2 separate regions of the Homo sapiens genome follow, and region 2 is linked to region 1. Evidence: chromatin loops called from intact Hi-C (ENCODE). Cell type or tissue: B cell. All regions are shown on one strand. Links, peaks and the distances in the headings refer to the core of each region. The heading gives the core; the rest is flanking DNA. Region 1 overlaps LEKR1 (leucine, glutamate and lysine rich 1). Region 2 overlaps LEKR1 (leucine, glutamate and lysine rich 1).

Region 1 (12,711 bases), core at 6,173-8,672:
TTTCATAACTTCCAAAATTTAAAACGTACCCATTCTTTTATACCACAATTTGTACCAGAGATATATTTGACACTTATAGATTACTCATTGTACGTGCCCAAGTCATTCTTTTCAAAAAATAAGTTTAGATTTATATAAAGTTCCAAAAATAGTACAGATAGTTTTCAGATACACAACTTCCCACAATGTTAGCACTTTGCATAACTAGGGTACAATTATAAAAACTAAGGAATTAACATTGTTATAATACTGTTAACTAATCTACAGAATTTATTTTGGTTTTATCATATTTTTTCAATAATATCTTTTTTTTTCCAGTCCAGTATTCAACCTGGAATTCCACATTGCAGTTAGAGTTCATATCTTCTTATTAGACTTCTTTGACCTGTGACAGTTCCTCAGTCTTTCTTTGTCTTTCATGGTCTCGAGGCTTTTAAATACTGGTCATTTATTTTGTAGAATATCCCTCAATTTGGGTTTGTCTGATGTTTACTAATTATTGTGATGAGATTATTCATTTTTGGCAAGAATACCACAAAAATGATGTGCCCTTCTCAGTGCATCATATCAGGGTGTGTGTCATGATGTCAGTATCTTATTACTGGTGAAGTTAACCTTAATCACGTGGCTAAACTGGTATTTGCTAGGTTCCTTCACTGTATAGTTATTATTTTTCCCTTCGTAATTAATAAATATCTTGTGGTAGATATTTTGAGACTCTCCGAATATTCAGTTTCTTCTCAACCTTTTACCTGTTTTTTCAGTACTATCAGTAGAGTTTGCCTGCAGTGGCTATTATTGTACAGTTTTAATGGTGATTTTCTCATTCACTCGTTCCTTCTACATGTATTAATTGGAAATTTTCTGTGTAATAAAAGAGCTGTCTTTTATTACTCAATTGTTCATTCAGTTATTTATATCAGTGTGGACTCATTCACTTTAATTTTTTGGGTTATAATCCAATACTATCATTATTTTATTGCTTGATTCTTCTTGTTTTGGACATTAGTAGCTCGCTTAGGTCAACATGTGCCCTTTTAACCTGCCTCTGTCCTCTGTTGAGCTCTTCTTTACTTTCTGGCATCACAAAATGTTCTAGGCTTATCTTGAAGTTTTCTTGCCTCAGCACTGGAATCAACCAGTTTTCTAAAATGCCCTGATTTCTTTAATTGGAGAATGATATTTAGAAACCAGCATCTGGGGATTGGGTATGTTCATTGTTACTTTGCTTCTGAGCTTTCATTTTTTTTGTCATTTGTACCCTTCTCTTGGGTCATAACACTAAGAATATTCATTATTTGTTCTTTAATAAATGAATTTAAGGCCATGCATTTACATCTTGGTACTTGATATGGTTTGGCTGTGTGTCCCCTCCCAAATCTCATCTTGAATTGTAGCTCCCATAATTCCCACATGTTGTGGAAGGGACACAGTGGGAGATAATTGAATCATGAATCATGGGGGCAGTTTCCCCCATACTGTTCTTGTGGTAGTGAATAAGTCTCATGAGAGCTGATGGTTTTATAAGGGGAAAACCCCTTTCACATGGTTCTCATTCTCTCGTTGCCGGCCACCATGTAAGATATCCCTTTGCTCTGCCTTCATCTTCCACTATGATTGTGAGGCCTCCACAGCCATGTGGATCTGTGAGTCAATTAAACCTCTTTCTTTTGTAAATTACCCAGTCTTGAGTATGTCTTTATCAGCAGAGTGAAAATGGACTAATACAGTACTTTTATATGTAGTGCTTCCATTATCCTTTATTTCTAAATAGCTTGTAATTTCCATTTTTATTTTCTATTTGGCCCAAGGATTATTAGATGTATGTTTAAATTTTCATTGCTGGTGGGTCATGCCTGCAATCCCAGTACTTTGGGAGGCCAAGGAGGGCTGATCACGAGGTCAGGAGATGGAGATCATCCTGGCTAACACGGTGAAACCCCATCTCTACTAAAAATACAAAAATTTAGCTGGGTGTGGTGGCATGCGCCTGTAGTCCCAGCTACTCAGGAGGCTGAGGCAGGAGAATCGTTTGAACCCGGGAGGCAGAGGTTACAGTGAGCCGAGATCACGCCACTGCACTCCAGCCTGGGAGAGGCGACAGAGTGAGAGTCTGTCTCAAAAAAAAAAAAAAAAAGAAATCTTCAATATCTTTACCTATTTTTATGTTATTGTGATCCTTTCCATTTCTGTGAGAAAAGTATTAATACATCCCATTATGATTAGTAATTTGTTTTCATTGGATTTTTTAACAGATTTTTAAAAATATATTTTGGTGCTATGTTATTTTTCTTGGTGCATTGGGCTTTTTATAAAGATGAAAATTTCTTTGTTCCACTTAATGCTTTTGCTAATTTTTAACACTAACATATATATGTTATCATTTTAAAAAGCATTTTTCTGGACTATACTTTTATAGCTCTTTATTTTCTACCTTCCTTTGTCAAGTTTTTAAAGATGTGAATCCTAAAAACAATGTTTGGTTAACTCCTTTCTCTTAGTATGCTAAGAGAAATAAGAGAAGTCCTTGCCAAGGTATTAAGTGGGGATGAAAAAAGAGGATTCCTTAAAAATCTATTCTTTTCCCAATTAGGCAGAGGTTTTATTGTTATTACTATTTTAGATTCAGGGGGTACGTGTGCAGGCTTGTTACATGGGTGTATTGCGCGATGCTAGGCTTTGAGGTATGAATAATTCTGTCACCCAGGTAGTGAGCATAGTAACTAATAGTTTGTCAGCCCATACTGCTCTCCTTCCCTCCTTTCTCTAGCAGTCTCCAGTGGCTATTGTCCCATGCATATTTAGTCTTTAGCTCTCACTTGTAAGTGAGAACATGTGGTATTTGATTTTCAGTTCCTGTATTAATTTGCTTAGGATAATGGTTTCCATAACAATAGACACTGTGGGAGATAATTGAATCATGGAGGGATTACTAGGGGTTGGGCTGAAAAACTAACTGTTGGGTACTGTGGTCAGCACCTGAGTAACGGGATCATTTGTACCCAAAACCTCAGCATCACCCATATGTCTAGGTGACAAACCTGCACATATATGCCTTGCATCTAAAATAAAAGTTGGGAGGGAAAATGATAATGGACTCCAGCTGCATCCATGTTGCTGCAAAGGACATGACTTCATTCTTTCTTATGGCTACATAGTATTCCATATATTCCATAGTGTATGTGTACCACATTTCTTTATCCGGTCCATCACTGATGAACACCTAGGTTGATTCCGTGTCTTTGCTATTGTGAATTAGTGCTGTGATGAACATGTCTTTTTAGTAAAACAATTTATTTTCCTTTGGGTATATACCCACTAATGTGGTTGCTGGGTTGAATTCTAGTTCTGTTTTAAGTTCTTTGAGAAATCTCCAAACTGCTTTCCACAGTGGCTGAACTAATTTACATTCCCACCAACAATGTATAAGCATTCCCTTTCCTCTGCAGCCCGGCCAGCATGTTATTTTTTGACTTTTTAATAATAGCCATTCTGACTGCTGTGAGATGGTATCTTATTGTGGTTTTGATTTACATTCCTCTAACGACTAGAGATGTTAAACATTTTTTCATATGTTTGTTGGCTGCTTGTATGTCTTCTTTTGTATGTCTTCTTTTGAGAAATATTTTTTCTCAAAAAATTTTCTTTGAGAAATATTTTTTTCTCAAAAAATTTTCTTTGAGAAATATTTTTTCTCAAAAAATTTTCTTTGAGAAATATTTTTTCTCAAAAAATTTTCTTTGAGAAATATTTTTTCTCAAAAAATTTTCTTTGAGAAATATTTTTTATGTCCTTTGTCCACTTTCTAATGCGGTTATTTGTATTTTTCTTGTTGAATTGTTTAAATTCCTTATAGATTCTGGATATTAGACTTGTTGGATGCATAGTTTGTGAATGTTTTCTCCCATTCTCTATGCTGTCTGTTTACTCTGTTGATAGTTTCTTTTGCTGTGCAGAAGCTCTTTAGTTTAGTTAGGTCCCTTTATCAATTTTTGTTTTTCTTTCAGTTGCTTTGAAGAGTTAGCTGTAAATTCTTTGGAAAAACTGATGTTGAGAAGGCTATTTCCTAGGTTTTTTTTCTAGGATTTTTATAGTTTGAGGTCTTACATTTAAATCTTTAATCCATCTTGAGTTAATTTTTGTATATGGTGAGAGGTAGGGGTCCAGTTTCTTTCTTCTGTATATGGCTAGCCAGTTATCTCAGCACTATTTGTTAAGTAGGGGGTTCTTTCCCAATTGCTTTTTTTTGTCGACTTTGTCAAAGATCAGATGATTGTAGGTGTGAGGCTTTTTTTCTGGGTTCTCTATTCTGTTCCATTGGTCTATGTGTCTGTTTTCATACCAGTACTATGCTGTTTTAGTTACTGTAGCCTTATGGTATAGTTTGAAGTCAGATAATGTGATGCCTTTGGCTTTGTTCTTTTTGCTAGTATTGCTTGGGCTATTAGGGCTCTTTTTTTATTCCATGTAAATTTTAGGATTTTTTTTCTTTTTCATTTTTTGATACATTGATATATTTTGTTAAATTGCTTTCCTGAAATGTACCAATTTATACTCTATTTTCTCTGGAGCCTAGAGTATAATCATTGTAATTTCTTTCAAAAAAATTTTTTTATTTCAATAGCTTTTGAGATACAAGTGGCTTTGGGTTACATAAATAAATTGTATAATAATGAATTTTGAGATTTTAGTGTACCTATCACCTGAGTAGTGTACATTGTACCCAATATGTAGTGTTTTATCCTGTGCCCCTCTCCCAGCCTCCTCCTTCTGAGTCTCCAGTGGTTTTCTAGCCACTGGGATAATATTCCAGGAAGGAGTGTAGCTGCCTCTGCTGCACAGTAGAGTTCGCATAAGGAGTGGGGGGTAGCAGGTGGCAGTATGTCTCACCCAGCTCCTATGCACTGGGCAAGGCAGGTTTCTCACTTGCAGTATTCACTTACAGTAGCTAGTTAAATTCCAGACAGCCTATGCTCAGAACTCAAAACTGTCCCAGGCCCTGCCTATCTGCTGTCAAAGTCCAGGCACCCAGTTCCTGTGCCTGTGGCTACTGCACACTTCCCACTCACGCCTGGGTTCTGGCCAAGGGAGTTCATCCCCACTCGAGGATTGTATTGTGAATTTCAGTTGGTAGCTTCTTTCAACCTGCCACCACTGTTTGAATTAATTGGCAGACTTTCATGAGGTTCCCTTTTTATATAGAATCAGGCGTGGCTTCCCTTGGTCCATACTAGAGACTGGGAATGTGCGCAAGGCTCTTCATTGTGCTGCTCTTACTTTTATATGTCCCACCACTCACTATATCAGTTCCAGTGCTGTGTAGGGTTAAGGCTACACAGGTTCCCTGGTATGAGTTTATATCCTGGAGGCAGACTCCCCTACCTCACACTCTGAGGACTTATAGTTTTTTACCTGGCTCATAGTGTAGGCTGCAGCCTGCTGCTTCTTTCAAAGGGCCTGTGATTTCCTTCCATTTTCCTATTAAGGTCCTGCATTGCTTCTTGGAAAAAAGTTAACAGTGTGAATCTCTACTCACTATTTTGACTTTGCAAGTGGAAGAGGCATTCTAACACTGCTTCTAGTTTGCCGTCTTGGAAAATAAAATAGAATAGCTTTTTTCTATTTCTGTGAAAAATGACATTGATAGTTTGATAGGGATAGCACTGAATCTATAAGTTTCTTTTTGCAGTATGGCTATTTTAACGATATTGATTTTTTCAATCCATGAGCATGGAATATTTTTTCATTTATTTGTGTCATGTCTGATTTCTTTCAGCAGTGTGTTGTAGTTCTTGCAGAGATCTTTCACCTCCTTGATTAGATGTATTCCTAGGTATTTCCTTTTTCTGTGGCTATTGTAAATGGGATTGTGTTGCTAATTTGGCTCTCCACTAGAATATTATTACTGTATAGAAATGCTACTGATTTTTAATTTTTTAAAGGTGTATTTAGGCTTCTAGATGTTCTTTCCCACCTGACCTGCTCAAAACATATAATTAACTTTCCCTGAAAGAATTCTGGATGTTGTATCTCTGATCTCAGTGGTACTAGCTGTAGCTAAGGATAGAGAGTGGTAAAAGGGAGGTGGTGAAATGAAAATAAAGAAATTAAGTAAAAGTTGACTTTTGGAATAATGGCATCATATCCCCTGAAATGGCACAAGTGCTTTCCCTTAATTCCCAGAACTTTGTCAAGAGATTGGGAGAATGTCTGGTAAAGAGGAAATATCCAGAGATTTTATCAAAATAACTATTTGCTCACCTGATCATCCCAGAATAAATCTTGTCATTTAACAATTTCTGCACACACACAGAAGCTTATAGGCAGCATTTCAGTCCTTTGTTTTTAATTTTTTTAGGAGAAAATGATAAAATAAATACTCATTTACACAGATTTTAAAATTATCAAGATTTTATTATTTTATCATTTCTTTTCTTTACTGAAGTATTTTAAGGCAAATCATAGTCTCCTAGTCTATGTGCTATTTTATCTTTACTTACTTCACTGTGATGTGACTTTTTAAAAACATAATCACAATATTATCATTCCAAAATTAGCAACAGTTCCTTGGTATTCTCTAATTCCCAGTCCATAATTAAATTTTCTCAATTCTTTAAAAAAATTTTTTACTGTCATTTAAAAAAATATTTTAAGTTCTGTGATACATGTGCAGAACGTGCAGGTTTGTTACATAAGTATACACATGCCATGGTGGTTTGCTGCACCCATCAACCCATTATCTACGTTAGGTATTTCTCCTAATGCTATCCCTCCTCTAGTTTCCCCACCCTCAACAGGCCCTGGTGTGTGATGTTCCCCTCCCCGTGTCCATGTATTCTCATTATTCATCTCCCACTTATGAGTGAGAACATGAGGTGTTTGGTTTTCTGTTCCTGTGTTAGTTTGCTGAGATTGATGGTTTCCAGCTTCATCCATGTCCCTGCAAAGGACATGAACTCAACCTTTTTTATGGCTGCATAGTATTCCATGGTGTATATGTGCCACATTTTCTTTATCCAGTTTATCATTGATGGGCATTTGGGTTGGTTCCAAGTCTTTGCATTGTGAACAGTGCTGCAAAGCCGCTGTCAATTTGTTTTAATTGAGTTTCATGCAAGGTCCATATGTCATATTTAGTTATTAAATTTCTTGCTTCTCTTTTATCTATGAAGGCCTCTCTTCCTTTTTTCCCTTTGTCTTAATTAGCTTGTTGTAGAAACCAGTCCAGTTGTGCTTCTAGTACCTCATTTTTTAAAATTACGCTTTTATTTTAGGTTTGGGGTACATGTACAGGTTTGTTATATAGGTAAACTTGTGTATGGGGGTTTGTTGTACAGATTACTTCGTCACCCAAGTACTAGGCCTAGTATCCAATAGATATTTTTTCTTATCTTTTCCCCCTTCCACCCTCCACTCTCAAGTAGGCCCCAGTGTCTATTGTTCCCCTCTTTGTGTCCATCCATCCTCATCATTTGGCTCCCACTTATAAGTGAGAACATGTGGTATTTGCTTTCCTATTGCTGTGTTAGCTTGCTAAGGATAATGGCCTCCAACCCCATCCATGTTCCTGCAAAGGACATGATCTCATTCTTTTTTTATGGCTGTATCCAATCTGTCGTTAATGGGCATTTAGGTTGATTTTGTGTCTTTGATATTGTGAATAGTGCTGCAGTGAACATACGCATGCAAATGTCTTTATGGTAGAATAATTTATATTCCTTTGCGTTTATACTCAGTAATGGAATTGCTGGGTTGAATGGTAGTTCTGTTTTTAGGTCTTTGAGGAATTGCTACACTGCTTTACAATATGGTTGAACTAATTTACACTCCCACCAAGAGTGTATAAGCATTTCCTTTTCTACATAACCTTGCCAGCATCTGTTATTTTTTTTTTGACTTTTTAGTGATAGCCATTCTGACTGGTGTGAGATGATATCTCATCGGTGTTTTGATTTGCATTTCTCTAATGATCAATTATATTGAGTTTTTTTTCATATGCTCATTGGCCACATGTATGTCTTCTTTTGAGAAGTGTCTGTTCATGTCTTTTGCCCACTTTTTAACGGGGTTGTTTGTTTGTTTTTTTTCTTGTAAATTTGAGTTCCTTATACATGCTGCATATCGGGCCTGTTTTAGATGCGTAGTTTGTAAATTTTGTCTTCCATTCTGTAGGTTGTCTGTTTACTCTGTCGATAGTTTCTTTTGGTGTGCAGAAGCTTTTAAGTTTACTTAGATCAAATTTGTCAATTTTGGCTATTGTTGTGATTGCTTTTGATGTCATTGTCAAGAAATCTTTACCTATTCCTATGTCCAGAATGGTATTGCCTAGGTTGTCTTCCAGGTTTTTTATAGTTTTGGGTTTTACATTTAAGTCTTTAATCCATCTTGAGTTAATTTTTGTATACGGTGTATGGAAGGGGTTTAGTTTCAATCTTCTGCATATGGCTAGCCAGTTACCCTAGCACCATTTATTGAATAGGGAGTCTTTTCCCCATTGCTTGTTTTTGTCAGCTTTGTCAAAGATCAGATGGTTTAGGTGTGTGTTCTTATTTCCGAGCTCTCTCTTCTGTTTCATTGATCTATGTCTCTGTTTTTGTGCCAGTACTATGCTGTTTTGCTTACTGTAGCCCCGTAGCATAGTTTGAAGTTGGATAGTGTGATGCTTTTGGCTTTGTTCCTTTTGCTTAGAATTGCTTTGTCTATTTGGGCTCTTTTTTTTTGTTCCATATGTATTTTAAAATAGTTTTTTTCTAGTTCTGTGAAGAATATCATTGTTAGACAGGAATAGTATTGAATCTCTAAATTGCTTTGGGTGGTATGGACATTTTAATGATACTGATTCTTCCTATCCATGAGCATGTGATGTTTTTCCATTTGTTCATGTCAGCTCTGCTTTCTTTGACCAGTGTTTTATAATTCTCATTGTAGAGATTTTTTACCTCCCTGGTTAACTGTTTTCCTATTCAGTTTGTTTTGTGGTCATTATGAATGAGATTGCATTCCTGATTTGGCTCTTGGCTTGGCTGTTGTTGGTGTATAGGAATAGTAGTGATTTTTGTATGTTGATTTTGTATCCTGAAACTTTGCCAAAGCTGTTTATCAGCTGAAGGAGCTTTTGGGCTGAGACTATGGAGTTTTCCAGATATAGAATCATGTCATCTGCAAACAGGGATAGTTTGACTTCCTCTCTTCCTATTTGGATGTACTTCATTTCTTTCTCTTGCCTGATTACTCTGGTCAGAACTTTCAATAATATGTTGAATAAGAGTAATGAGAGAGGGCATCCTTGTCTTGTTCTTGTTTTCAAGAGGAATGCTTCCAGCCTTTGCCTATTCAGCATGATGTTGGTTGTGAGAGTACTTCATTCTTGATTATGAACAGACAATAAAGGATAATCAGCCTTCTGAGCAGAGCCTCAAACATGAAAGTCAAAAAGTAAAACAAAGAAAGAGTCTCAAAGAGAAACAGAAGCAATGCAGCAAACTGAAGAAAACTTCAAAAACACACTAGAATTGATATCCTCAAAGAAATACAAATTGTATTCATGGGACAAGAAAAGGGGCAATTAAAAAAGGCCTTTTGGAGAATAAGAAAGAAATTTTGGTAGTTAGAATGTGATAGCAGAAGTTAAAACTTTAATAGGATGGAAGATAATGAAAGAACAGAAAGTTAAAAGTGGTAAAATGGTAGAGAAAGGATAAGAAAGCTAAGAGATCTGTTCAGGAAATTCCACAACTAAAATAATAGAAAGATGTTCCAGACAGAAACAGAAAATTGACAGGAAAGCATCATTCTCCCTAGGGTAAATTTCTGAAAACTAAAGAAATCAGTTTCTAAAGCAAGTACTCACCAAGTGCCCAGCACAGAGAATGACAAAAGATTAACATGATGATACATTGTGATCAAATTGAAGAAACCCAAGTGAAAAGTAAAAAATTTTCTTTCAGAAAAAGCTTCTGAAGCAGGGGGAAGGGTGGGGGGCCCACCATATATCACACAAAGAAATAGAAATGGGAATGTCATTGGATTTCTCAGCAGCATCACTGGAAATTAGGAAACAATGGAATGGTGTCCTAATCTTCTGCTGAATATTTTTAAAATATGTGATTTTCTATTCAGCCAAACTGTTCCATCTGAGATAAAATAACATGTTCAGACATCCAGAGTCTCAAATTTACTGCCAATGCACAGGACATTTCTGGATGATTTGCTCCTAGGAGTAAACCAAGAAGGAATAAAACTTTGGAACCAGGGTATAGGAGAATTGACATGAAAGAGAGATGAGGACAGTTCCTGAAGTGATGGAGAAGGGAAGTCTTATGATGACAGCTGTGTAGTCAAACCAGAGCATAAACCAGACTATAGCAGGGGAATAGAAAGCTCCAGGAAGGCTACCTCCTGGTAAAGAAATGATTTGGAAAGATTATCTGCTGTGTCTGAAGGTGTCAGGAGAAGAATTACCTCTCTGTCAAAGATGGAAGAAGAGTAAATGATGGTACCCAGAAAACTACGAAAGAAGAAAAGGAGACAATTTTTAATTCCAGAGACAACAAAAAGTTATACAAGAAAGAAATATAATCATGGCATTATATGTTGCTCACAAGTGAATAACAATGTGAATACTAAATATAATTTAATAAAAAGTGCTGATTTAACTATATTGGGAGGATTAAGAGAAAAGTATGTAGATATGTATAGGAGGGTCAATTCTTATTAGCTACCTACCCCAACATCCATTTTGCCTTCTAAGTAACAGAATATATCTGGGGGCTAATCTTTAAAGGACGACACCTTCCATCTGCATGTGCAGCTAAGTATGGCCATGTATCTAAGTTCAGTAGAAGTATTCAGTGGTACTTTAAGGAAATTGGCTTAAAACGGATGGAGTAGGCTGTTATTCTCCTGTTCCTGGCCTGGAATGGGAATGTAATGATTGAAGCTTTCACCACCATCATGGACTATGAGAATAAAGTACAGATACCAAAGATGATAGACCAGAGAGTTGGAAGGATATGAGGCCCTATATGATATTAGCACTGAACTGATTACCAATGCATTTGTTTTATGTGAGATTATATATATATTTATGCCATCATATTCAGGTGGCAATTATATGTAGCATAACTAGATCTTAACTGATATGTATCACTAAATAATATATAAAATTAAATATTAGGAAATATCAGTGTAAACATGTTAGTAATATGGAGGTAAATACTAGGAGAAACAGGAAAAAAACATTAAAAGTAGTTGCCTTTGGCAGTGGGAATTGGGGTAGAAGCACATGGTTACTATTTTTTTAATAACCCTTTTAGTCATTGTTACAGTTTGGATGTGGTTTGTCTTCACCAAAACTCATGATGAAATTTGAGCCTCAAGGCAGCATTGTTGCGAGGTACGGCCTCATCGGAGGTGTTTGGGTCATAGGGGCAGATTCCTCATGAATAGATTAATCCCCTCCCTTGTGAGTGAATGGAGTTTTTGCTCTGGCAAGAATGGATTAGTTCCCAAGATAGCAGGTTGTTAAAATACGAGAGAGAGGTGCATGGCCACCGGCTTTCAGCCCATTGTCCTTGTTCTTTGGCTTGCAAATCGAGAGTACCCTCCAAATCACTTGACTTTCCTTTTCTCAGAGTTGTAGCTCTCCAGAGATGTCCCCAGATGCTCCACATTAAAGATACATCCTTTCATTGCTTTTCCCCCCAGCAATTATGAAGTGTTTACGAGAGAACTAATTCACATTGTCATGGCTGGAAATATTCTCTGATGCTCAACTCCCCTAATCTATAGATTGAATTGGTTTAAGGTCTACTTTGTATTACGAGCATTGTTGTTCCTCCTTGATAGTGACTCTGTTCTTGGTTCAGGTGGACAGCTACTATGCTGCCATTAAAAACCAACTAGGTGGGAGCTTATTCCTCTGCTGAATTGTGCAGTGACTGGTCTCACCCAAGACTTTCATGTGTGAAGAAGCACCTTCTTTTTATCAGGAAATTTCTAGTATTTCCTGTTATTCACAGCTGAATGTAATGCCTCAGTTCATTTTCAATTGTTTGATTATATGTGATAAAAAATGTGTTTTCTTGGCAACCAATATTTCTGTACATTTATATTAGAAATAGATTAATAACTGTTTATAGCAACTACATGCTAACAAATCTTATTGTCTTTTTAATTAATTAAGCTAAACATCCCATTGCCATGATGTATTAGATCAAGTTTATAATGTTACCATGTTATTCTTTGGACGTTGTGAGTTAGTGTTACCATGTGGATAAAATGTCAGACATCTTTTTCCTCATGTAAATTTTACTTTTCATGTTTATATACTTACAGTTTTAATTTTGATCCTAAGTTTTCATTCATTCATTATACCAAAAGTTAACTCATGTTCTTCCAAATGACTTCTTACCGAAAGCCACACACAAAAAAAGAGTTTGGCTTCCTTGATTTTTTTTCTCTCTTGCTTCCTCTCTCATCACGTGATCCCTTTGCACATGCCCCTTTCCACTTTCTGCCATAAGTGGAAGCAACATGAGGCCCTCGCTTGATGCAGCTATCCAATCTTGAATTTTCCAGTCACCAGAATCATGAACAAAGTAAACCTTTCTTTCTTTATAAATTACCTAGCCTCAGGTATTCTTTTACAGCAACACAAAATGGACTAAGGCAGTAATATTTGACATTTTAAATTTGAACATGTATTACTTT
Region 2 (12,711 bases), core at 5,679-8,178, 55 kb before region 1:
GTTTTTCTAAAATTTCTCTACATCAGGTATAGTTTATACTTTAATGCATTTGTTTCTTAATTATATTAATAATTACTAAATATAATTATTATAGTTTGCTTTCTTTTGAGGCATATATTTACTATCTGAAAAATTAGAAACCAATTAATTTAGTAACCACCAGCTGAGACATTCAAATTTTTTTCCCAGGTATATATATCTTACGTTTTATTATTAGGAAAATTTATCTATCAAAAATCAGATTAATTTTGGTAGTTTTTCATACATTTATTTTTAAATGGCTTTGGATTTTTAGATTTGTAGAATAAGGCTTTCATGTTTTGAAAAAGATGCCAAGACGTTCAAATTAGTGTGTGATTTTAAATTATTGGAATTGGAAATAAATTAAAGAATGGGTTTCTAATTTTGTAGAATCTAATCAGCAATCTAGCCTGCCTAAAGACACTTCAGTGAGCCTACACAGGAGAGTTTTTGCTGGTGTTTTATAGTTTTTCCTATGAATGAAAATTTCTTGATTTAAAGTATTGACAGTTGATGTTAAGAGACCTTGAGTTAATGAATTTAATGAATAAATTTAATGAATAACATGTCTGTGTAGTGGAAACTTGCTTAAGTCTCTTTGGATTAAATACTTTTATTAAATTTTGTTACAGAATTTTATATAAAAATATATAATTGTATTAAATGCCAGTTGAGCCAGATATTTCTTAGTTTTTTACCAAAAAAAAGTTGTTATAGTTTATTTAATTTCACATCTGAATAATAAAGTATTTTATGATATTTTCATGGAAAAGCTTAAAAATTTGAAGTATTATTTACAATTTTTAATTTGGAGGGGTTTTACCTGTCAGGGATTCTTTTGTTTGGTGTATTCACACCTTACTTTCTTTAATAAAATGTATTATACATGTAAGACATAAACACATGAAGTAAAAGAAGTATAGAGAATAAATAATAAGGCAAGAAAGTCTTTGTACCCTGCTGATTATACTATTACTGGTACCCAGCTGATTGTACTGATTGTATTCTTACTGGTACCCTGCTGATTGTACTGATTGTATTCTTACTGGAGGTAAAAATCACTTTTTTTTTTTTTTTTTTTTTTTTGTGACAGAGTCTTGCTCTGTCACCAAGGCTGGAGTGCAGTGTCGTGATCTCAGCTCACTGCAGCCTCTGCCTTCCAGGTTCAAGCAATTTTCCTGCGTCAGCCTCACAAGTAGCTGGGATTACAGCTACACACCACCATGCACGGCTAATTTTTTGATATTTTTAGTAGAGACAGGGTTTCACCATGTTGGCCAGGCTGGTCTCAAACTCCTAACCTCAGGTGATCTGCCCACCTGGGCCTCCCAAACTGTTGGCATTATAGGCGTGAGCCACTGTGCCCAGCCAAAAATCACTTTTAATGATTTGGTGTATGTCTTGGTAGATCCTTTATTGTACCTTTACCTTTATTACAAATGTATTTTCTTTTCTCTTTTCTTTCTTTCCTTTTTTTTTTTTGAGACAGGGTCTTTCTCTGTTGCCCAGGCTGGTGTGAAATGGCACTATACACGGCTCACTGTAGCCTTGACCTTCCGGACTCAAGCTATCCTGTCACCTTAGCCTCCCGAGTAGCTGGGACCACAGGTGCACACCACCATGCCTGGCTAATTTTTGTATTTTGTAGTTTTTTTTTTTCTAGAGATGCTGTTTTGCTATGTTGCCTATGTTGGTCTCGAACTCCTGGGCTCAAGTAATCTGCCTGCCTTGGCCTCCCAAAGTGCTGGGATTATAGGCATGAGCCACGTGCCCAGCCTTATTTTCTTAATATATGTAGTTTATATCTTTATCTTTTAATAGACTAGTTTTAACATTAGCAGTATATCAAACATATTGTTGTGCTGCTGACATTTGCCACTTAACTATATATATTGGAAATTGTTCCATGTTAATGTATGTAGATCTACCTTGTTCTTAACTACACCAACATTTTTGTTACCAAGAATATGCTATAATTTACTTAATCAATTTTCTTTTCAACATTTATATTATTTCCAATTTTTGTTATTACATGTAGTATTTGTATTTATGTTCTTGTGAACATATGTTGTTCCAAAGGATAAATTTCTAGAAGTGGAACTACTGAAAGAAAGCAAATGCCAGTTTAAAATTTTGATGGGTATTATACCAAGTAGTCCCTTGAGAAATTAGCATTAACTTACATTTGGCCAATAGTTGATGAAGTGACCACTTTCCTACATTTTGTTAATATTAGGTTTTTCTTAATTTTTTTCAATCTCTTGAGTGAAAAATGTTACCTCGTGGTTATTTAATTAGTATTTGTTTTTTGCCAATGAAGCTGAACATTTGTTTGTGTATTAGACATTTATATTGATTACCTATACACATATATTGACCATGTTATTGGGTTATTTGCTTATTTTTGTTTATTTGTAGGTGCTTTTAATATAATATTGGCATTATACTGTGTTTATATATGTTGTTAATATTTTCTCATGGTTGCTTGTCCTTTCACTTCATTGTATTTTTTTGCTGTATCTTTTAAAAATTTTAATAATATCCTGTGCCAGGTTCTGGTTGGTTAAGAGTTTTGTGTCAAGTTCTTTTAGTTGCAAACAATGGAAACTTATCTGACACGAACCTAAACACAAAAGAGAATTTATTGGAAGAGTATGAGGTGATAGCTCATTGAAAGAAAGGAAAAACTCAAGAACCCTGGCTTTGGAAATGGACTAGAAACAGAGCTTGTTCAGGGATCTGGGAAATCTGGGGTAAATTCACTCAACTTTTTTTTCCTTGCATCATTCCCTTCAAGATTCAAATCCCAGAAGAGTCTCACTGGCTTTACTTCTTTTATGTGACCACCCTCCAATTCCACCCCCTTAGCCTGATGAAGGGGGGAACCTTGATTGATAGGTCTATGAAGACTTCATACAATGAAAGCAAAGGTATTCACTAAAGAGAAGTTAGAGTACTGTTATCAGAAGAAGAGGGAATAGACTCACGCAAGTAGAAACAACAACATATGTTTAAAACTTATAGTATTAGAATTAGCTTTTTAATCTATTTAGTATTAATTTTGTATATAATTTGAGGTAGATTTCCAATTTCATGTTTGTTGTTTCTCAGATGTCTGGCTGTTGGCCCAATATCACTTATTAAATTCTTCATCCTCTCTCCCTTGACTTGAAATGCCACCTATTAATTTTTCTTCTAGCGTATTTCTGGACGGTCTGTTTTGTGTTATTGATTTATTGTCTATCATTGAGTCAGGGCCACACTTTTAACTACTTTAGCTTTATAATATGTTTTTGATATTTTGTAGGACAAGTGTTTGGTTTGCCTTTCAGGTTACCCTGGCTTTTTAGTATATTTTCTTTTCTGGACGAACTCTAGAATCAGCTTTTCCGATTCCATAAAACATGCTGTGTTATGATTTAGACTGGGATTGCATTTACTTTCTAGAGCAGTTATATTATCTCGATAATTGACATCTTTATAATCTTAAGGCTTCTTATCCAGGAACATGGATTCCCCATTTATTCAGATGTTCTTTAAATCCTTCAATACAATTTTATAATTTTTAAATACATCGTGTATTAGTTTAATCCTTGGACATATTTTTGTTGCTTTTGGGAAAGATGTCTTTTTATTACATTTTTTTGAATGCTATTTATTTCTGTAGCTAGCTTCCTCATTGAATTCTTTTATTAGTTGTTTGAATTTTTTAATTTTCTTGAATATTTGTTATATATGTTTATAACACACACATACCTGTAAAACAGTCACATCATATGCAAATAGTGCCTGTCATCTTTTTATTTCCAATAGTTATACCCTTTTCCTCCTTTTTCTTGTCTTATTAAATTAGATTGGACCTGTAGAACAGTGTTGAATAATAAACTTGTAGAATGCATCTTTATATTTATTTCTAATGTAATGCAATCCTGCCTAGTATGTTTCTGTTTTTAAAAGGACATCTGCTATAGGTTTCTTAAAGATACCTTTTATCAATTTAAGGAATTCTTCCTTTTATTTCTAGTTCTTTAAGTTTATTTAAAATCAGATGACTATTGAATTTTAATAAATGCTTTTCTATCTTCTATTGAGATGATCATATGATTTGTTTTCCTTTAATCTGTTAATATAGTAAATCATACTAATGGATTTTCTAATATGAAGCTAAACTTACATTTTTGATAGAAAGCCATTTTGATCATGTTACGTATTTCAGGGTTCCCAAAGTCTCATGTATTTGCTTGCCTTCTTCATGATTCTTGCCACTGCTATAAGTACTCTGCACTATTCTATTTTTCTGTGAATTATCCCTTAAATATATGTATTTCTATGCATATAGTAAGTGGAAAAACACTTATCACTTGCCATAAATAGAAGATTTAAAAAATAAGTATATAGCTACAGGTTGAGTAACTTTTATCTTTGGATAAAAGCATTGGATAAAAGTACTTTGGTCCAGAAGTGTTTTGGATTTTGAAATATTTTCAAAATACATACCAGTTGAGCATCTAATCTGAAAATCCAAAATGTGAAATGCACTAATGAATGTTTCCTTTGAAAATTATGTTGACACTCAAGAAGTTTTGGATTTTGGATAATTTCTTTATTAAAATCAAAGTGTTTTGTTTCTGTAACACTAACAAAATTGCCCATGCTAATGGTGATATGTGAAATAGTTTATGAAGAGCATTGTTCTTTTGAAATAATGCTGCTAATATTTTACATAGCTATTTGCGTCTGTGTTCACAGGTGAGGTTGGCCTATAGTTTTCTTGTGGCATACAGACTAGGTTATACTTATCTTTTCTAATAAGTTAAGAAGGCTTTTGGCTTTGGTGTGCACCAGACATCTTAAATAGCACATGAATTTTTTGTTCTTTGAAGATTTGGTAGATCTTCATTAAAAATGTATTTTGTAGGGGGAGGGTTGGTTGAATTTTGATGACCTATTATGTTTCCTCTGTAATTATTGGTTTACTTATGGATTTTTTACCTCTTTTTGAGTCAGTTTTGGAAGTGTTTTCTTGGAAAATCAAGCATTTCACTTGCATTTCAAATTTCTGGATGTTTAGTATTATAGAGTATCCTCTTATTTAGAAGCTTTCCTCTGTATCTGTTATGACTCCATTTCTCTTTCCTTGAGTAGTTTATTTGCGTTTGATTGAGAAAGAGACAAGAAAGAGAGTGAAGGACAGAGAGAGAGAGAGCTTTTTTTCCTAGGAAAATAAACAAATTTGTCTATTTTGGCCTTTTTAAAGAACCAGATTTTTGTTTAAATTAATCAAATATGTTCCTTTTTAAAATTTATATTTATCAGGCCAGGCGCGGTGGCTCACGCTTGTAATCCCAGCACTTTGGGAGGCCGAGACAGGCAGATCACCTGAGGTCAGGAGTTTGAGACCAGCCTGGCCAACATGGTGAAACCCCGTTCTCTACTAAAAATACAAAAATTAGCTGGGTGTGGTGGAAGACATCTGTAACCCCAGACACTTGGGAGGCTGAGGTGGGAGAATCGCTTGAACCTGGGAGGTGGAGGCTGCAGTGAGCCGAGAATCATGCCACTACATTCCAGCCTGGATGGCAGAGCGAGACCCTGTCTCAAAAAAAAAAAAAAAAAATCTGTTTTCTATCCTTTCTTTAATGTTTAGTTTTCTTTCTACTTACTTGAGTTGAAGTCTTTGGTTAATTTATTTTCAGTCTCTTTTTCTAATAAATAAATTTAAAGCTATTAAGTTTTCCTGTGGCAACAGTCTTTGGCAACAACAAACTTTTTGATAATAGTATTTTATTTTCATTTACTTCTAAATAAGATGAAGTTTAGTTTTTATTTGCTTTTTAATCCAAGAAATACTTGGAGGAATGTTTTTAAATTTCTAAATGGATAGGTTGTTTTTTGACTATCCTTTTATCTATGTCTATTTTTATTCCAGGTTGAAGAGAATATAACCTATTTGGGAGACCGTATTAAGAGTTTAATAAACAATAAGTTTTGGAAATATTCTGTAGTTACTCAAAAGTGTACATAGTCTCCTTTTAATGGATATAACTTTGTAATAGATCCATTAAATTACACTGGTTAATTGCAGTATTCAAATTACATATATTTGTACTTAGTTTTGTCAGTTTCACTTGAAAAATGATAAGGGAATATTGAAGTCCTTCAAAATGAATATGGATTTATCAGTTTCTGTCTATGTCAAAATTAAGTTCATGGGGGTATATAAAACCATCTTTTTAGATTTTATATGTTTTGCTGATATAGAATATCCTTCTTGACCTTAAATTTTTCTAACACTGGATTAAAAAAATTATAGTTTGTATCTTTACACTTCACAACGTTTTATACTGACTTTTTAACAAATTAATAAACTTTATTTTTTAGAGCAGTTTTAAGTTCACAGCAAAATTGAGTGGATCAGAAAGTTTTCATATAACACAGTCCCCACACTCACACAGCCTCCTCTTCACACCACAATGATACATTTGTTATAGTTGATAAAGCTACATTGACACATCATCATCATCCCAAATATATAGTTTACATTACGTTTTACTCTTGGTATTATACATTCTAAGGGGTTTGACAAATGTATAAAGACATTATCCACCATTGCAGAATACAGAATAGTTTCATTAATACAGAATAGTTTCATTCATACAGAACAGTTTCACTACCCTAAAAATACTCTGTGTTCTACTTATGCATCCTCCTTCCCCGTTAACACTTAGCAACCACTGATCTATACTGTTGGTGTTTGGCTGGAGTACGGCAAGTACTGCCAAGAATACTTTCTGTCATTCAGTCACCCTTCCCCTACTCAGCTAGGTGGATTAAATTTTTCTTGGAGCTCTTTTTTGTCTATGGCTGTTGGTGGTTCTGGGTTGGAGACTTCGACAGCACCTTGTCTGGGATATATGAGAGTCAATAAGAAAACTCATGGATTTTATTGCCTTGGTATTTATCAAGTCCGAAGGTCCCTAGGCCATCTGCCTTCTTTCCACTTTTCAGAGTCTTTCTATGCTGCTTATGTTATGTTCGGGGTGTTTCAGTTGTAAGGAGGATCTGGGAACAATGGGACTACTCCATCTTGGTGGAAATCTTGGGTTGGTTTTTTAGTCAAATTAAATATTATTTTGAGTAACTTAGAATATTTCTAAAGAAGGTAATTGGTTAAATTCTCACAAATATCAGTAGATTACAGAAGTCAGTAGTTACACAATAAAATGCATCTCTAAGTGGCTGTTAAACATTTCCTCTTCAGTTTCTCCTCCGCTTATGCCAAATTGAGACTGTCATGTGGAGAGTTAATCCACAGTAATGTAGGCTTGTTTATGAGGGACAGCACTTAAGAGTTCGGTTGGCAATTATCTCATGTTAGGTGAGCCAGATAAGTCAGTTTAGAGCAGTCAGCCCAAGGATAGGGCTACCTAAGGTAGGTACCAAAGGTCCAGAGATCCAGACTGAGTCTACAGTTTGAGACCAAATTAATGCAGAGAGTGTGTCTGAATTTACAAATGGAGAGAATTGGAGGAAATAAGTGTACCTGGCTGGAGTAGAGGGTGATGGGGCAAACAAGGCAGCTTTTGTTAGTCATTTTCCTTCCTTGCTAAACCTACCTACCTCCAACCTAGACTGGCTGGATCAGTTAGGAATACAATCTATAGTAAGTGGCTTAAATGGACAAAGGTTTATTTCTTGAAGGAAGAAGAAAGGGTATGGGCAGCTTAGTGATGTCACCAGGAACTCAATCCCTTTCTATCTCTCATTCTGTCTTGCTCAGTAAGTAGGCTTTTAGCCTTATACTGGTCTTATGATTTCATCATGGCTTCTGTATCACCAGATATCATGTTTAATTTCTAGGCAGGAATATGAAGGGGGAAGCAGTCAGGGGAAATGCTTATATTAGGAGATCAAAAACTTTTTCAGAAAGTTTCACCTTATGTGCTATTGGTCATGACTGCAGAGGAGTCTGAGGCATTGGCTGCAGGGTGTTGGCTTGTTGCTTCCTGAAACAATATCAGGTACTGTTGTAAGGAAGAAAAGGAAACAGACACTATCAGGGCCTGCCTCACTGGGCCATTAGATTTTTCTCCAGAGTATAATGTGTATGCTTAATTTCATTCACTGAGAGGAAGAAAAATAGTATCTTGAGAAAATAAATACATCAACAACTCCCTTTATAAAAGGTCTTATCTTTTATACATGTCTCATCCAGGCTTCTGCTTTTTGTACTTTTGCAGCACTTTTTGGTGTTTATGGAAGTAGTGTAAAGGGCATTTATGCTAAAAATGATTGGGACAACTTAATTTTGAATAATCAAGATTTGATAGAACAAAGAACTGATGCAGAACTGTAGTTCTTATGGGATGGGGCCTACTTCCTAGGGAACTATTTTCAATCTCTGGGGCCTTTTCAATCCCTCACATCTCTCTTGAGATTCTGATTTGCCCATTTTGGGGTGTGGTAAGAATTCCTACAGTAAAATGAGGACTGTTACTGATGGAAGTCTGCTTGGGCATAGGAACATGGGAAAGGCAGGGAAAAAACGTTGAGTACCATTGTGGAAAAACATTCATTTTCAGGCCATTGAAAAATGGCTCCAGTAGACACAGGGCCATTAAAAAATAATTTTAAATCTAGAAGTTCATATCACTTTTTTTGTCTAGATGTGTAAGTATGAATTTATTACATTGATGTTTGTGCTATGCATTACTTGAACTTTGAGGAACCTAAACAAGCTTATTTATAACATGTAGATCTAAGATCAGCTAATCTTTTTATTATCTTTTCATTTTTCTCCCACACCAACACTAGATTGTGCTCCAGACCAAAGTCCTTAGGTATAGAACATACTATTTTCTTTTATTTCTTCTCTCCATGAACATGTGCAAACAGTAAATAGAAGTTGACAGGGGTTTTTACTATCAGTATAAATAATGTTTACCTGGGTTTCCTTGTTACTAAAACTGGCAAGGTTAAAGAGATTGATACTTATTTAACAATATTGATAGACCTATGTATATGTGTATATCTTTTATTACCAGCATAACTTTGAAAGCCCTTCGTGTATAATTATGATGTTGCTGTAGCAACATGGTTACCAAAATAAGGTACATTTTTTTTCTGCTTTGTCTTTTTAAGGCATTCTTTTTCTCCCAAAGCTTTTTAATCAGCAGTTTCAGGCCCAGCCACTTATTATTTTTTCTATTCACCTTTCCACTTTGAATTTCCCTTGCTTAAAATTAGTTACTTATTATTATAACAAATAAAATAATTTTTATTGGCATAAACATAGTGGGAATTATAAGAATGAATTCGAAGGGAGGCAGTGTATGATGTGGTATAGAGTACAGGCTCTGCTAATACCTAATCCTATGACTTTGCCCCTTAATCTTTCTGTGCTTTGGTTTCATCATCTGTAAAATGGACGGAGAAAGAGCTGCTTCACAGGGATGATACACACATTACTCATTGCTTGGTAGGAATTCAGTTACCTTTCACTTCCCTCACCTTCCTTTTTCCTTTTTCTATGTTTGTTAACTAAGGTTAGTAGCATACTGTTTCTCCCTATAAACATTGTCACTTTCATACCTAACTTGGATATCTAAATATTGACTAATTTCACAAAGGAAGTTCTTGAGTCTAGGAAATATCCTAATCTCAGCTCTCCCACAATTAATTCCAATTTAATTGGTGTTTTAACCAAAGTCTAGCCCAGCTTTGGTTAAGTTCGCAGCCGGTGGAGTTCCACTCAGTGGAGTAGAGATTTTATGGAAAGCATAACTGTAGAACTTAATTATTACTTTTATTTATTATATCCCCTTTCTTTGCAGAAAGGATATGCAGTGATTTAAAAGGGCATAATAAAATTATCAACATAGGAGGGAAAAGGGAGGGAGACGTTGGACAAAAAACAAGAATTTGAATATGTCGACCTCAAGGGTCAAAAGTTAAGTTTGGCTTTCCAGCAAATCCTTTTACCTGAGCTCCAGGGATTTTCATACTCATAGCCTTTTTGTAGGAGTAGGAATAAGGCAGGGGTTGGGGAGGTGGGTTTTTTGTTTGCTTATTTAAGCAAGGCTGACTTTAACATTGGAAGAAATCCCCAGGAAGTCTAAGCGAGATAATTCAGTAGAGTAATTAGGCTCTGGTGAGAACTTCTACTATCTGTGTATCTGAAGCCAGTCCTAATAGGCAATAGGTGGCCACCCCGTCTAATGCTGGACTCCATGCTGCTCTTCATCAAGGAGGCAGCAAAATTATTTTAAAGAATGCACCTCTGGCTTGTCTTTCAGTTAGCTTTTCTCTTGACCCTCATCCCTCCACCCATCTCCTTACTGCCTCACTTACCATAACGCCTGAACAAACAAGTCAGATCATGTTATTTTAGCTTAAGAACAGGTTAATTTTTATTTGTTGCAGGTTTGAATTAATGCACCTTCACAAAAGTGGACAATTTGAATTTTTCTCAGATTCTTTACATATTATTTACATATTTATAACTGGGAACAGCTTTCAAATTGGAGAAAAATGAATTAACTCATTGACTAAAGTATGATCCACAACTCTTATATCCATTTTACAGATGGCTAAGCAAACACAAAGAGATTAAATAATGATGCTCACACAGCTGATCAAATTCTTTATCTTTCTCTTTTATATGATATCACTATTCAGGTTAGTTGAAGAAACCAAACAAATACAGCTATGGTAAGTTATGGTAGAGTGAAGAGACTGTCATTGGAGGCACCTATTTTAAAAGGACAAGGCACACCAAATCTTGAGCCTTGTCTTCTTGGACTGAAGAAACCCAGTTGTACAAAAAGCCATCCAGTGTTAGCAACTCAACCAGGGTTGGTTGAGTTGACAGAACTGTTAGGGAAGCTATCCCTAGAAACATTGTGAAGAACTCAGCAAGAAATCTTCATGTGTTATTTGCCACATTTTAAACTAAAGTGAAGATGTAGTGAGATGGAAAATTATTTTAATCAACTAAAGTGGCTCCACATTTGAAGTCACTAATTTAGACATCCCATTCTTTGTGTACTTCTCATTGTCCAACTTGATCAGTTTCATTGCGTCCTGAAGTCTGCTGATGCCTCTACCTTCTCTCTTTCTTTTTCTGTTGTCACTTTCTTTCTTATCCAGCTTAGATGCCATGTTTGTTATGTCAGTCATCCTTTGACAGTATCTTCAAGTCCCATTTACATTATCCTTCCATCGTATCAGCTGGAAAAACTCCTAATGTGGATGACTCCAGTTAACCACACTCTTCATACAAGTACCCTGGCTGCCAGGAATCTGGCAGTGCCTATTATTTCCTCGTTTTATGGTATTTTCATCTTTTCTTTCTCTACAAACTCCTTCTTTTCCAACAGTATTTCCTCAGGACTCCAAATAAACAAATGAAATCTTCACTTAAACTGAGGCATCTTCCAGATACTTTCTTAGCTCCCCCTTTTCTTGCCATTCTTACTGAATAAATTACCTGGACTTACTGCTTTCATTTTCTCACATGCATATATCCCTCAGTTCACTGTAATTTGGTTTCATTCATCAACATTTCAAAAAAAGTTCTAATTCAGATCATCATTTATTTCCATGTTACTAAATCCAAAAAGTATGCTAGTTATTTGTCTTTCTTGACTTCTTAATAGCATTTGACACAGTATTTTACCCCTTTTATCTAAAACACTCTTATTTCATATCATATTCTCATTTTTTATGTGGCCTTTCATGATACCTATTGCTTTTTATTGTCCTTTTTTGGCCTCTCCACTTCCTCCTGCTATGTAAATACTGGAGACTTCCAGGGACCTGTCCACAGCTCTCTTCCATTTTTATTCTACATTCTCTCTTCAGTTTCCAGTTGCTTTTATTCAGCCCTGAAGCTTTAGTTACCCTCTCTTGAGGTAGGCTTCTGAATCACCACTTGCACTTCTAACATTTCTTGTGAGCCCCAGACTAATCTCTTCAGCTCTCTTTTTAACATCTTCACCTGGCTGTATCACAAGCTTTAATGTGTCCCCAAGTGAACTGTTTATCCTCTTTCTACTTGTGTTCTACCTGCTACTCTTGTGTTCCTAACTTTAGCATATGTTACCCCCATCATCACTCTGCAGCATTAAGGTAGTGTTGAGGCTGGGTTTTGAATCAGATTGCCTGGATTTGAATCCTGGCTGCACCAGTTATTAGTAGCTTGGACTTGGGCAAATTACTTAAATGCCCTTTGCCTCAGTTTTCTAGTCTGTAAAACGGGAATACTAATACTACCTTTGTCATGGAGTTACTCTGAGTATTAAATGGGGGTGTGTGAGATTTGTATCTTATATAGATTTAATAAAACATATGAATGGCTTATATAATGTAATTATGATTATCATCCATCCTGAGCATTATCTTTGATTCTTCCCATATCACCTTCCTCTTAAATATTTCTTGAATCTGTCCATATGTTTATCAATTCATTCAACCACGATGCTAGTCCATTCTTTGTTTGCACATCTACAGTCATCCCTCTATCATCTCCCTCTATCATTGCCCATTTTCAATTCATTCTTTATTCTGCAACCTGGTGGTTGTGTCAGAATGCATATTTGATCATTGTATCTGTCATAGGTTCATGTTTTCTTTAGAATAAGGCTCAAAATCTTCTCTATGGTCTGAGAGTCTGGGTGACCTCTCACCCTT

What was found. Peaks named below come from ENCODE experiments on the same cell type or tissue, not always from the same donor. Only the 100,000 strongest peaks of a DNase experiment are listed, where the experiment ranks them.
Region 2: it touches region 1 in a loop (1.8-fold over the local background); 2 of 110 quality-filtered maps call a loop at or near these places.

The regions. Positions count from the first base shown.
Region 1 is chr3:156,907,536-156,920,246 of GRCh38, forward strand. All of the region lies in intron 3 of LEKR1 (leucine, glutamate and lysine rich 1), which reads left to right. Among named protein-coding and RNA genes, the nearest start is that of LEKR1, 88 kb to the left of the region's middle. In B cell, for the core only: no CTCF peak of the experiment used is centred there; no DNase peak of the experiment used is centred there.
Region 2 is chr3:156,853,055-156,865,765 of GRCh38, forward strand. The region is part of intron 3 of LEKR1 (leucine, glutamate and lysine rich 1); the gene reads left to right. Among named protein-coding and RNA genes, the nearest start is that of LEKR1, 33 kb to the left of the region's middle. In B cell, for the core only: no CTCF peak of the experiment used is centred there; a DNase peak (open chromatin) is centred at 6,737.